Regions from separate parts of the Homo sapiens genome. Here region 1 is linked to region 2. A link is an interaction called in ENCODE POLR2A ChIA-PET data of the cell type or tissue named here. Cell type or tissue: PC-9. All regions are shown on one strand. Links, peaks and the distances in the headings refer to the core of each region. The heading gives the core; the rest is flanking DNA. Region 1 overlaps C10orf90 (chromosome 10 open reading frame 90). Region 2 overlaps C10orf90 (chromosome 10 open reading frame 90).

Evidence for each region. Peaks named below come from ENCODE experiments on the same cell type or tissue, not always from the same donor. Only the 100,000 strongest peaks of a DNase experiment are listed, where the experiment ranks them.
Region 1: POLR2A ChIA-PET joins it to region 2 with 5 read pairs; 2 of 35 experiments call an interaction of 5 or more read pairs at or near these places.

The regions. Positions count from the first base shown.
Region 1 is chr10:126,638,424-126,643,799 of GRCh38, reverse strand. The region is part of intron 2 of C10orf90 (chromosome 10 open reading frame 90); the gene reads left to right. Among named protein-coding and RNA genes, the nearest start is that of C10orf90, 30 kb to the left of the region's middle. In PC-9, for the core only: no CTCF peak of the experiment used is centred there; no DNase peak of the experiment used is centred there.
Region 2 is chr10:126,455,807-126,461,182 of GRCh38, reverse strand. C10orf90 (chromosome 10 open reading frame 90) reads left to right here. Exons shown (of 10, transcript NM_001350921.2): 7 at 1,966-2,143. LOC728158 (a long non-coding RNA gene) reads right to left here. Exons shown (of 7, transcript NR_148989.1): 6 at 4,233-4,459; 7 at 226-2,168. Among named protein-coding and RNA genes, the nearest start is that of LINC00601, 37 kb to the right of the region's middle. RefSeq lists an enhancer at 392-1,591. In PC-9, for the core only: no CTCF peak of the experiment used is centred there; DNase peaks (open chromatin) are centred at 922 and 2,522; H3K27ac peaks cover 2,348 bases.

The sequences.
Region 1 (5,376 bases), core at 96-5,095, 180 kb before region 2:
TCTCAGTGGCTTTGGGAAACCCAGAGAACAGAGTTTTAGGTCAAACTCTGGGTTTGGAGACCAGAAACCCACTATTGTAGACAAAGGGAAACTGTTGTAAGGAAACCAGTGAACTTCATGGGAAGATGAGGCACTGGGGTGTAGAAAGACAGGAACCAAGGTTGCTACTTGGGCCCTGGCAGCAAGAGCGTGCGGACCCTTACCTGGAACTGCTGGGTCAGGCGCCATGCTGACCCGACCATCAGTCAGGAGGCAAGGTCAGATATTAGATGTACAACTTCCAGAGGCCCAATCCTGGGGGTGATGAGCTAGTGGGGCAATGTTCTAGAAGGAATCCGTGGGCCAGGCATGTATCTCAAAAGGCATAAGTAGGCCCGTAGAATCTCCAGCTTGGGAGGGGCCACAGAGGTCCTTCTGTCTAGCTTCTCTGAGATGTCTGATGTTTTAAACCCCTCTTCATCATCCCCATGCAGGAATGGGGAAGACCCTGTGGAGTGGGCTGGCCACATAGTAAACTCCAGGGACAGGGGACTCACTCTGTTTTAAGGCAGCCCATGGTGTGCTCACACAGCAGGGATTTTTAGAAAGCTTTTCAATGGCATTAAGCCAAAATAAATCAGCCTTCTCACCTATTTTTAATCTGTATTTATTAGGTAGGCAAAGAGGAACAATGAAGTATTTTGAAGTTGCTGGAATACACTATCTGATCCAAGTGCTAGGAAGACAACTCTGTTGTGATATTCCAGGTGGCGGGTAATGTGGGTTTAGGTGGAGCAGTGGCTATGGTGGCTAGAACTTCTGGAGCCCTAGAAATTAGTCAAATTATTTACATGCTGTTGGGATAAGGGAAAAGTTAAAGATGTTCCTGGATAGATAGTGCTGTCATTCATAAGGTAGGGAACTCAGGATCCAGGAGGCTTATGGGGTTAGCGGGGTGCTGGTGGGAGGATCCTGAGTTTGTGGTGTTTGGAAACTCTACGTGTGAGAGGTCAATGTGACCTCATCTGCTCCAGATGCTCGCGAAGCAGCTGGCAGTGTGGCATAGAGATCAAGAGACAGGTCAGGGTTGTAAATCTTGATATCATCATGGTGTACACGAGGGTGGTATGAGAAACCATGAGAATGGCTGAGATTACAGCGGGAGAGAAGATATGAGTTGGGAAGAGGATGGAGCTGCAAAACCAGGAGGAGCCACATGTGTGGGGTGGGAAGAGGAGCACTGTCCTGAAAACCACAGAGCAGACATCAGGGTTTTGTATTTTTTTTTTGAGATGGAGTCTCGCTCTGTCGCCCAGGCTGGAGTGCAGTGGCGCGATCTGGGCTTACTGCAAGCTCTGCCTCCCGGGTTCATGCCATTGTCCTGCCTCAGTCTCCCGAGTAGCTGGGACTACAGGCGCCCGCCACCACGCCCGGCTAATTTTTTGTATTTTTAGTAGAGACGGGGTTTCACCATGTTAGCCAGGATGGTCTCGATCTCCCGACCTCGTGATCTGCCCACCTTGGCCTCCCAAAGTGCTGGGATTACAAGCGTGAGCCACCGCACCCAGCCTTGTCTTTTAAATTGAAGTACGTAGTGCCAGCGTTGACCTTGCCATCAATTAGCGATTCATCTTTGGAATGGTCCTTCCACTTCCTCATTTCTTGGTTTGCTCTTAAACAAGGGTGCTTTTGGATGCTGTGATCTTTATGAAGCTGCTCTAAACTTCAGTGATGCGGGTGGTAGCCTCCAGCAGCAGCTCCATCAGTGGGGTATTTGTTCCAAACAGGGTGCATAGAGCCCAAGCAGGAAATCAGAATTGAATGTCATCTCTGAATTTTCATTTCTGCATCCTTCATTTTCACAATGAAGCTATTCACCTCCTCAGTCACTGGAAATTCCAAGACTGGGAAGGGTGGGGAGTGGATTTCTTATAGTTAAATTGTCCTCCTGGCAGGGCCTTTGAAATCTGTTGGCCTGTGTAAAAGATTAGTTTACTATGATTAATAGGATCTGAACACGAAAGGAGAAAACAAATGTAGGAAGGGTGACTATTCTGTCCAAACTCACATCTGCTTTTAAAATCAGAGAGAGGTAAAAAGTCCCTTTCAGATCCCCATTCTGCATGTTACAAAAAGATTTTGTAACATTTCCCCATCACTGTGCTACCTGTCTGCCGATGAGACTGCTTGGTCTATGGATTGAGGGCGATTGGAAGTCAGGTGTCTAGTTCAGCCATTTCTGGGGAAATCATTTAGGGGAAATGTAAATAGAGAGGGAAATGATGAAGGTCACTTGGAACTTTTAATGACTGATTCACTTGGTTTAGGGAAAAAGGAGCGGGCGGATGGCGGGGGGCGTGGAATTTTCTCCCTTCTGATCGATTTAACCTGACCTTTACAACCTTCAGTTTTTAAACTTTGATTGATGAGTGGGATAAAGTAATTATATTTCACTTAAAACTTGAGGATGATTGTTCTTTTATTCCAGATTTTACAAAAGCAGTGATTTGCTTCCTTCATAACAACAGTTTCTATTTCATTAGTACTGAATTAAACCATTAGTTGCCCCAATAAACCCTATACCCTTCGTCATGATTCAAGGAAGGGTTGTTCTAGGATCCCTTAAAAACATCCCAGAACCTGGTGCGAGTTACATTTATTTTCTCTTCCAGAAGAAGCCACTTGTAAATGCAGCTTCTCTGTTAACAAGGTATAGAAGGGACACCACATTTATCTGTTTACTTTCCCTGAAACACCTGGTTTTTAGGAAGGCTCTAATTTTTGGAATTTCAGTGTGTGGATTATCTTTTGTTACAGAAACCGTTTCATTGTACCTCACTCCATCTGCCTCCTTCCCATAGATTTCTCCCTGCCCATGGGAGAAGCCATGTATTCAACAATTTATAAGAGTATCTCCAATCAATGCAACTTCTCCAATCAAAAATCACATCAGTCCCCAGAGGACAAAATATAAGCTCCTTGGCATAGCATTTAGTGCCTTTCCCCCTCAGAGTCTGATTTATCCTTCTGGGTTTTTCTCCAGGTCCATGGCCTCGCAAGTGCTCTGCACCCAGCCCTTGCCTATCTCTCTCCTTGTCCAGAGACTCTTCTGTCTGAAAACCCTTCTATATGTTTCTGTTGATAAAACTCTTTCTTTTGACTGAAGCTTGATTCAACCTGCCCCACCCCACCCCAGGTCTCTCCAGGGCATTTTGTTGATTGCACAACCACAACCACAATCCTTTCACGTGACCTTGCTGACTTATCCTTTTTCCCTCCAGGACCGTGGGCTCTGAGTGTAGGGAACTTATTTTCTCATCTCTATGTTTCCAAGCTCAGGGATCAGCAGGGAGAAGTGGTTCAATAGACTGAATGGCATCATTTGTATGAAGAAGCTATTGGAGCCATTTCTCCTTCAGAGGCTCTCACTTTATCCTCCCAGGCAAACCTGCGGAGCAGGGTGGGAATCAGCGTGTGAGTGGCTGAGAACCCCATGGGGAAAACATCTGCCTTTCTGCTCTTCAAGAGCTTTGAGCAACAGGCTTCTGACCTGCTCCTCAGCTTCCCTTGTTGAGAGGGACAGAGGCTCCCCCAGAAGTGGCTTGGATGGGGTCTGCTTGGTGTTTACTTCAGCTAGCATTCACCCTGCCGTGCACAGCGGTGGTGGAAAAAGGCAGCATTGCTTTTCTGATCACTGGAGAATAAAACGCATTTACTCCTGCTTCCTGTGGAGGCCATAAGAGGATGCATTTGAGTCTGTTGTGCCTGCTTGGGTAGGATGTTATTAGAGAGAAAATAGACCATCCGGCCCTTGCCACTGTGTGACACCTGTGTGTCCTCTTATGAAGAGCCGCTGTGCTTCTGTGCCATCTTCTACTCTGCTTCATGGCTCCCTGGGCCTTGACCCCCAATTTTGCTGCAATCACCCACAAATAGTGCAATAAGCAACTGTTTCCCCCTCCATGAGTTTCTGCTCTAATTTGGCCTTTGCCTATCACCTGGTAACATAATCTAATTTAAAAAGTAATTGGTAAAACACTGTACTACGAAAGGAGCTCAACTGCAGATTTCGCAGTCTATATAGCTTTGTGTCAGACAGAAATGCATCAGCCAGATTTTACAGCTTCCTCTCAAAAGCATGAATGCTCAGTTACTGCCTCTTGTGTACCAAGGCAGTTGGCAACAAGACTTCATCCAGATGTGAGGAAATCAGACATCGGGGTGGACATGTGGGGGACAGTCCAGGAGGCCCCGTGTCTCATTCTCAGAAGAGTGGAATGAGGAGACCTACCCATGATTTCAATGAATTCCCCCTCTGAGGTGTTTGAGCCCTTCTACCTCGCCATGGGTGTCATGGTGGGCACCTTTGGGCATCGGTATCCTGATCTGAATAAAGGAGCCAGGTCTGAGAGACAGGCGTCTGGCACTGGTTTTTGGTTTTGCTTAGAAGGAGCACCTCCTGGGGAGATATCGTTAAGAGGCCTGAGTATCATGGCTGAGCAGCAACCGCACATCATGCGCCATGGAGACGAGATTTTCCTGCAACCACAGAGCAAGATAAATAGCTTTGAGTTGGCAGCAGTTGTCAACTGGAGGGGTGCATCTGAATCACCGATCAAGCCTACCACAGAAATAGGTCTCCAGGCCTCACCCAGGCCTGTAGCATCAGAGCCTATGGGTGTGCAAGAAGTTGTCATGAGCATCCCTGTGAAAACCACCACTCACGGTCTTTTGGAGTTTGCTGGGTTTTTAAGAAAGAAAGGTGTAATATTTGCTCATCCAAGTGATTGTCATTCCCGCATGTCTAAGAGTTACTCAGCGTAAAGTTATTCCATAAAAGGCTGTTTTAATGGCCTCCTCTTCACCCTGGTGGTGAGGGAAGGATTGCTGCTCTAGCGTGATGGAAATGCCCACACATGATACCCAGCACTGGACAGTTGAGGTCAACAGCTGTTTATTAGCCACATACGCTCATGGCTCCAGGGAGGAGGGCTCCGTGAGGACTGCACTGAGGAACCGTGTGAACACATTGGGTCTGTGGGAGGCAGGCTTTGTAGTAAAAAGAGGGCGGGGTGACTTTGGTTTCCTGTGATCCCATGATAAGGAGGGCTGTTTGGCTGGGGGAGCTTATCTGAGGGAGCAGCATGGGAGAGGAAATATGATAGGCCATCCAAGGCCCTCATCATTTTCCCCAGATGTCAAGGCACAGGTCATACTGGACCTCGATGTTAGGCCTTTCACCAGGAGGGCCTGGCAGGGGGAGAGAGAAGATGTAGAGGAGTGGGCAGAATGAGACCAGCTGGGACCCAGGGATCAGCACAGCTGCTGATCCAGATGTGCTAGAAGGTGTGACAGAAAGTTGAGACTTGGCTCCTAGGGGCATGGTGAGAGGCAAGT
Region 2 (5,376 bases), core at 81-5,080:
GATCAAATACTATCAGTAGTGACAGTGACAGCAGCAGTGATGGATGCTCCAGCATTCCACAGGTCACTTCCTAGGCATCAGTGCCTCCAATCCATGCAAGGCTCCCAGGAGGTAGGAGCATATAGGGGCTCCAGATCTCAGTGTCTTCAGATGAGGACACTGAGCCTTTGAGAGGTGAAGTTGGCCAAGGTCACATGGTCATGAATGGAGGGATAGGAAAGTTTTAGTTTGGCATCTTTTCCCAATTGTTTTATAAAATGTAGTATGCACACATTTTATAAAGTTTAAAAAAATACAGAGAAATAAAAATTAGGAAGGCAAACAACCTCAGAGGAATCCTCTGCTAACTGTATTGCACAGCTAGCCACACCTTCTTGGAAGGCACTTAATAAGGTTGCAAATCTCCCTGCAGTTGCAGTTGTGGAGATGGCTCCATTGGCTGGCTCCTGTACCCAGGGGGCCTCGGTGGGACCTGGGTGAGGCATTCATGGTGCCCCCAAAGTCTCTAAGGCCATTCTTGGTGGGGTGGACAGCCAAGGCAGCAGCTAAACCTGAGCCACCAGGCTGTTCCTAGGGGTTATCTCTTTAGGCATGGAACTCTCTTGAAGCTTCAGCACATCCAGTGACTTGTACCTTGTGGTTCTCTGTTCCTGGTGGCTGGCACCATGTGGGGAGCTGGCCAAGAAGACTTCTCCCCCAGTGTAGCTGCCAGGGACACATATGTGATACAGACTGAGCCCACACTTCTTCCGCCTGGGCACTCTGAGCTCCCAAGGAAGAGGAAGGGGGCAGAGGAAAGTTTCAGTCATGGCAGCATGCCCAGTGAGCCTTTGCTGAGCATATACATGCAGGACTCCTACTGTGTGAGTGATGCATTGTCAATGAGACATGGCCCATGACTTCCTGGAGCTCACAGCCTAGCACGGAGGTAAACATATGACTCACTGTTGCTCAAGCCCATCGGTGAAGCACCATGCTCTGGCTCAACAGGGCATTTCAACAGGGATTCCTGGGGTAGATGGAACTTGAGCCAATGGCTATGGGTGGTACTTCAGGCTGGGGACAACTTGAGCAGAGACACTCAAGGAATAGGAAGTTAAGACCATAAAAGGCAGTGCAGGAAAAGAATGGGGTTCCCGTGGATAGGGTGTTACCATGTGATCTACCAAACTACCATGAGCCTCAGTTTTTGCATCTGTCAAATGGAAAGAAATATTCCTGCCTTCCTGAACAGTTGTGGGACTCCACGAGGTGATGAATACACATCAAGCACCTAGCCCGGCATCTGGGATGGAGCAGAATGGCAGTTAGTCTTGTTCAGGAGACTTGTGTGGGTGGCTTAGTGCATGGAGGTGGGAGTGGAGACATAGGGACTTCTGACATGGTTTGTGGAGCTCACAGAACTTTCTGTATAGGCAAAGGTTTCCTCCCAGCTCTTTCTACCCAGGAGGAGGAGCTGTTTCCTTCAGCCGCAGTTGTGGTGCCTCCTGAAAGAGCACGTTTTTCACGCTGAGTGGATGATCTGTGTCTGTGCTTCTTGGGGCTTCCAAGTGCAACAGAAGCAAGTGACTCAGCACCTCCATGCCCTCCACTCCCATGTCTCTTTGGAATACAGAATGTAGGGCTTTTGGATCGTCTTTTGGGAACAAATGACTCAGCAGGGTAGAAAGATGAATGGGCAGACGTTGCCTCTGCACTCCCAGCTTTGATGCCAGTTGCCGGTCAATCCTGCTGCAGCAGGGGCCTCGGCGCTGGCCAGGCCTGACCCCCAGGACCTGTGTTGTCAACATGCCTGTTACCTTCTTTACACAAAGATGTGCAAGAAAAGCGTGACGTACTTTTGCACCGTGGCTTTTGGTCTCTGAGTGTTGTGCTTGCCATCGGCTTCTTGGCTGCATCAGACAGATGCGTTGCCTTTCTGTGTCACTGCTCTTAAAAATGACGTATTTTCTTTGCTTTGCATAGGAAGCACTGGAAGTTCGTAAGCCTCAGTTCATTTCTCGCTCACAAGAACGGCTGAAGAAGCTTGAACACATGGTCCAGCAGAGGAAAGCCCAGCGGAAGGAGGACCTGAGGCAGAAGCAGAGCCTCCTTCCCATCCGCACCAGCAAGAAGCAGTTCACGATTCCCCATCCTCTGAGTGGTAAGCTGCAGGTGGCTTGTGGAGACTGGAAAAGACCAGGGATGGGGGGTTCCTGGAGCTGGAGGCTTCACTCAGGGGTGATGGCTCCAAATGATGCCACTGACATACGCAGAACCTGTTATGGCTCCAAGTGGCTGACCCTCAGCATCATAAATCCTGTTCTTGGAGCCAGCCCATTTTGAGAGATCACATATGGGCATTGAGCTCAGCAGAAACAACTTGGGACACCAATTTACCATTACAGCTGGGACAGAAGCCACACCACTGTAGCAGCCAGGGTAGCAAGTTCAAATTCTTGGCTCCTAATAGATATTTGCAAGAGATCCCCTTTGCCCTTTATAGATTGCAAAACAGATCTCGGGGTGAGAGGTTGACTCCAGCTTGTCTATATCAACATTCCTCATCTTGAAACCCCTTTCCTGCTGTGAGCTCAGAGAATACATGGCTGGCTTCCCAGCACTGTGAGGCCAGTGTCACACTGATCCTGTGAGGGAGGGCACTTACTTACTCACTGGAGAGGGAGTTATCAAGACCCTTCTCTGGGTGCCATGCTGGGAGCAAGACTAACCTCAGTCCCTTCTTCATGGAGCTTATAAACAGACTATTAAACTAGCAAGAATAACAAAAAGAAATGAGGGTAAGGATGGGGGACATCAGAGCACATACTTAGTGCCTGCCAACCCAAATCTTAAAATCTAGAGGCCTGGAGAAACCCCAGTTTTATTCCTTTGGATAGAGGAATGAGAACTTTCTTCCTAGGAAAATGTTTTGGCCCCTAGGAGGTGAAATCATGAGTATAACTCAGAATAAAAGTCTTTTGGGGAAATAACCATGTTCAATAAAGTGCAGCTTAGCAAACATTACCAAGATCTTATTCTGGGTGCCTGGGGGACTGAGGAAAATGGTGTTGTAATAGAATTCCTGTGAATCTCCCCAGTCTATGGGCAGGCTAAGTCTCCTTCTCTCCACCAGAACTCTGCTGGTGGAGCTGTCTAAAGACCTCGGGGAAGGATGAATTTGAATGCATCCTTCCCTGTGGCTAAATATTTGACAAGACACCTGCTGCTCCCTCCTCATGACAAGTTCCAGTATACTAACGAAAGGGGATGTGCAAAGAGCTCCCCATGGGAAAATGTGTCTCTAACCAGTGCTATAAGTCCATTGGCAGATAAAGGTTCAATGGGGATATAGTTTCCAGGAAGCTTTTTCATCTCTGGCCTAATAAAGAGAAAACTGGGTTCAGGCACAGACTTCTCAAGTTGCTGTGAGGACCAAAGCCAGCACCAGGAGACCCCTGGGGCCTTCAGTGCCTCCACTGGCCCTGGGCAGTGTTGGGTGATGGTGCCCAGGCTGTGTGGGCCCCTCAGCCTCAATAGTTCTGAAGATGCTACTTGAGAGCATGGTTAGTTACCAAATTTGTGGTAGGCAATTATAGAATGATGCCACTTTAGAGCTCAAGACTCACATACACACACAAAATGGCACGGAGGGCTTCCTTTTCAGTCAGGTCCCTTCACTTTGGGAAGAAACAGAGACCCAGAGACCTTAGGGAACCTGTTCAGTGTGGTGCTGCACTGAGCTTCTCCTCTTCTGGGCCAGCACCTCCCGGCTGTGCCATTCTGCCAGCCACAAGTGGTCTGGAACACCATCATCCCAAGCGCCAGAGGCAATGTGGCCTTGGCCATCTGTACTGATTTCCTAGGGCTGCTGTGAGAAATCACCAAACACAGGGGCTTAAAAGAACAGGAACTGGCAGGGCCCAGTGGCTCACACCTGTAATCCCAGCACTTTGGGAGGCCAAGATGGGTGGATCTCTTGAGCCCAGGAGTTCAAGACCAGCCTGGGCAACATGGAGAAACCCTGTCTCTACAAAAAGTACAAAAATTGGCCAGGTGTGATGGTGCATGCCTGTAGTCTCAGCTACTTGGGAGGCTGAGGTGCAAGGATCACCTGAGCTTCGCTAGGTCATGGCTGCAGTGAGCCATGATCACACCACTTCACTCCAGTCTGGGCAACAGAGCAAGACCCTGTCTCAGAAAAAGCAAAATACAAAAGCAAAAACAAAAACAAAACAAGCCCAGAAACTTACTTTCTTGCAGTTCTAGAGGCCAGAAGTCAAAACCGAGGTTTCCACAGGGTTGGTTACTTTCTAGAGGCTCAGTGGTCAATCCCGTGTCCAGCCTCCCTCCCTGCTCCTGGCGGCTTCCTGCAATCCTTGATGTTCCTTGGTTTGTAGATGCGGCACTACAGTCTCTGCCTCTGTCTCCACATGGCCATCCTCCCTGCGTCTGTGTCTCTATGTTCAAATTTCCTTTTCTCATAAAGACAGCAGTCATTGGATTAGGGCTAACCTCACCAGTCTGACCTCATTTTAACTTGATTACCTCTGCAAAGACCCTATTTCCAAAGAAGTCACATTCAGAGTTATGGGGGATTAGGACTTAAACATATCTTTTTGTTGGGGCGACATCATTACACTCATTATATCATTCAACTGTGGTGTTTGCCCGAAACAAATATCCTTACAAGTTCACATTCTTTTAAATGGAAGTCTTAAAATTGTATGTAATAAAAGGTAACCAGGCTCAGTTCAGAATGTTAACTGAGTACCTTTTACTCCCCACATTCCAAGACAGTCCTGGCAAGCAGCATGCTCTCAAAGTGGGACTTGGCCAACGTGGGTTTTATGGCCACCCTGACCATCCCTGCCGTATTTATGTGTCGATGAGAGCTTTACTTTTGGGTTCGTTTGTGTTAGGTCAGTGAAATCAGACAGCCTCTGAAACCAGAGCCTCATACAAGCTCGGGCAAGTGAGAAGAAATGTTTAAGGCCCTATTAAACAAGTCTGCAGTACACATCTTGTCTTCAGCCTGTCTGCTGGCAAGATGATAAAAGCAAAATGCAGATGTTTTTCTTACTTGCTAAATTAGTTCATAAATCATATGCGTGAACGAGCTTTGGCTACAGTGTCAAGGCGTCTGTTAAAAAGAAGACTCCTATTTGCTTTTGGTGCTGGGGTAGCTGCCTCTGATCGGGGCTTGTCAAGCAATCTTGGCTCAGGAGCAGAACCTGAAAGGTTCAAGTGGGAGCCCCGGCAGCTGACAATGCCAGAGAAGCCAGTCCCTGGACTTGCAGGGGATGACTGTGTTGAGTCAGGGGACCCGCTGTACTTCATGGTAGCTAGTGAATTCTGAGCACCTTTGAGACCAGGGGAAGAGTGCTGCATGTGGGT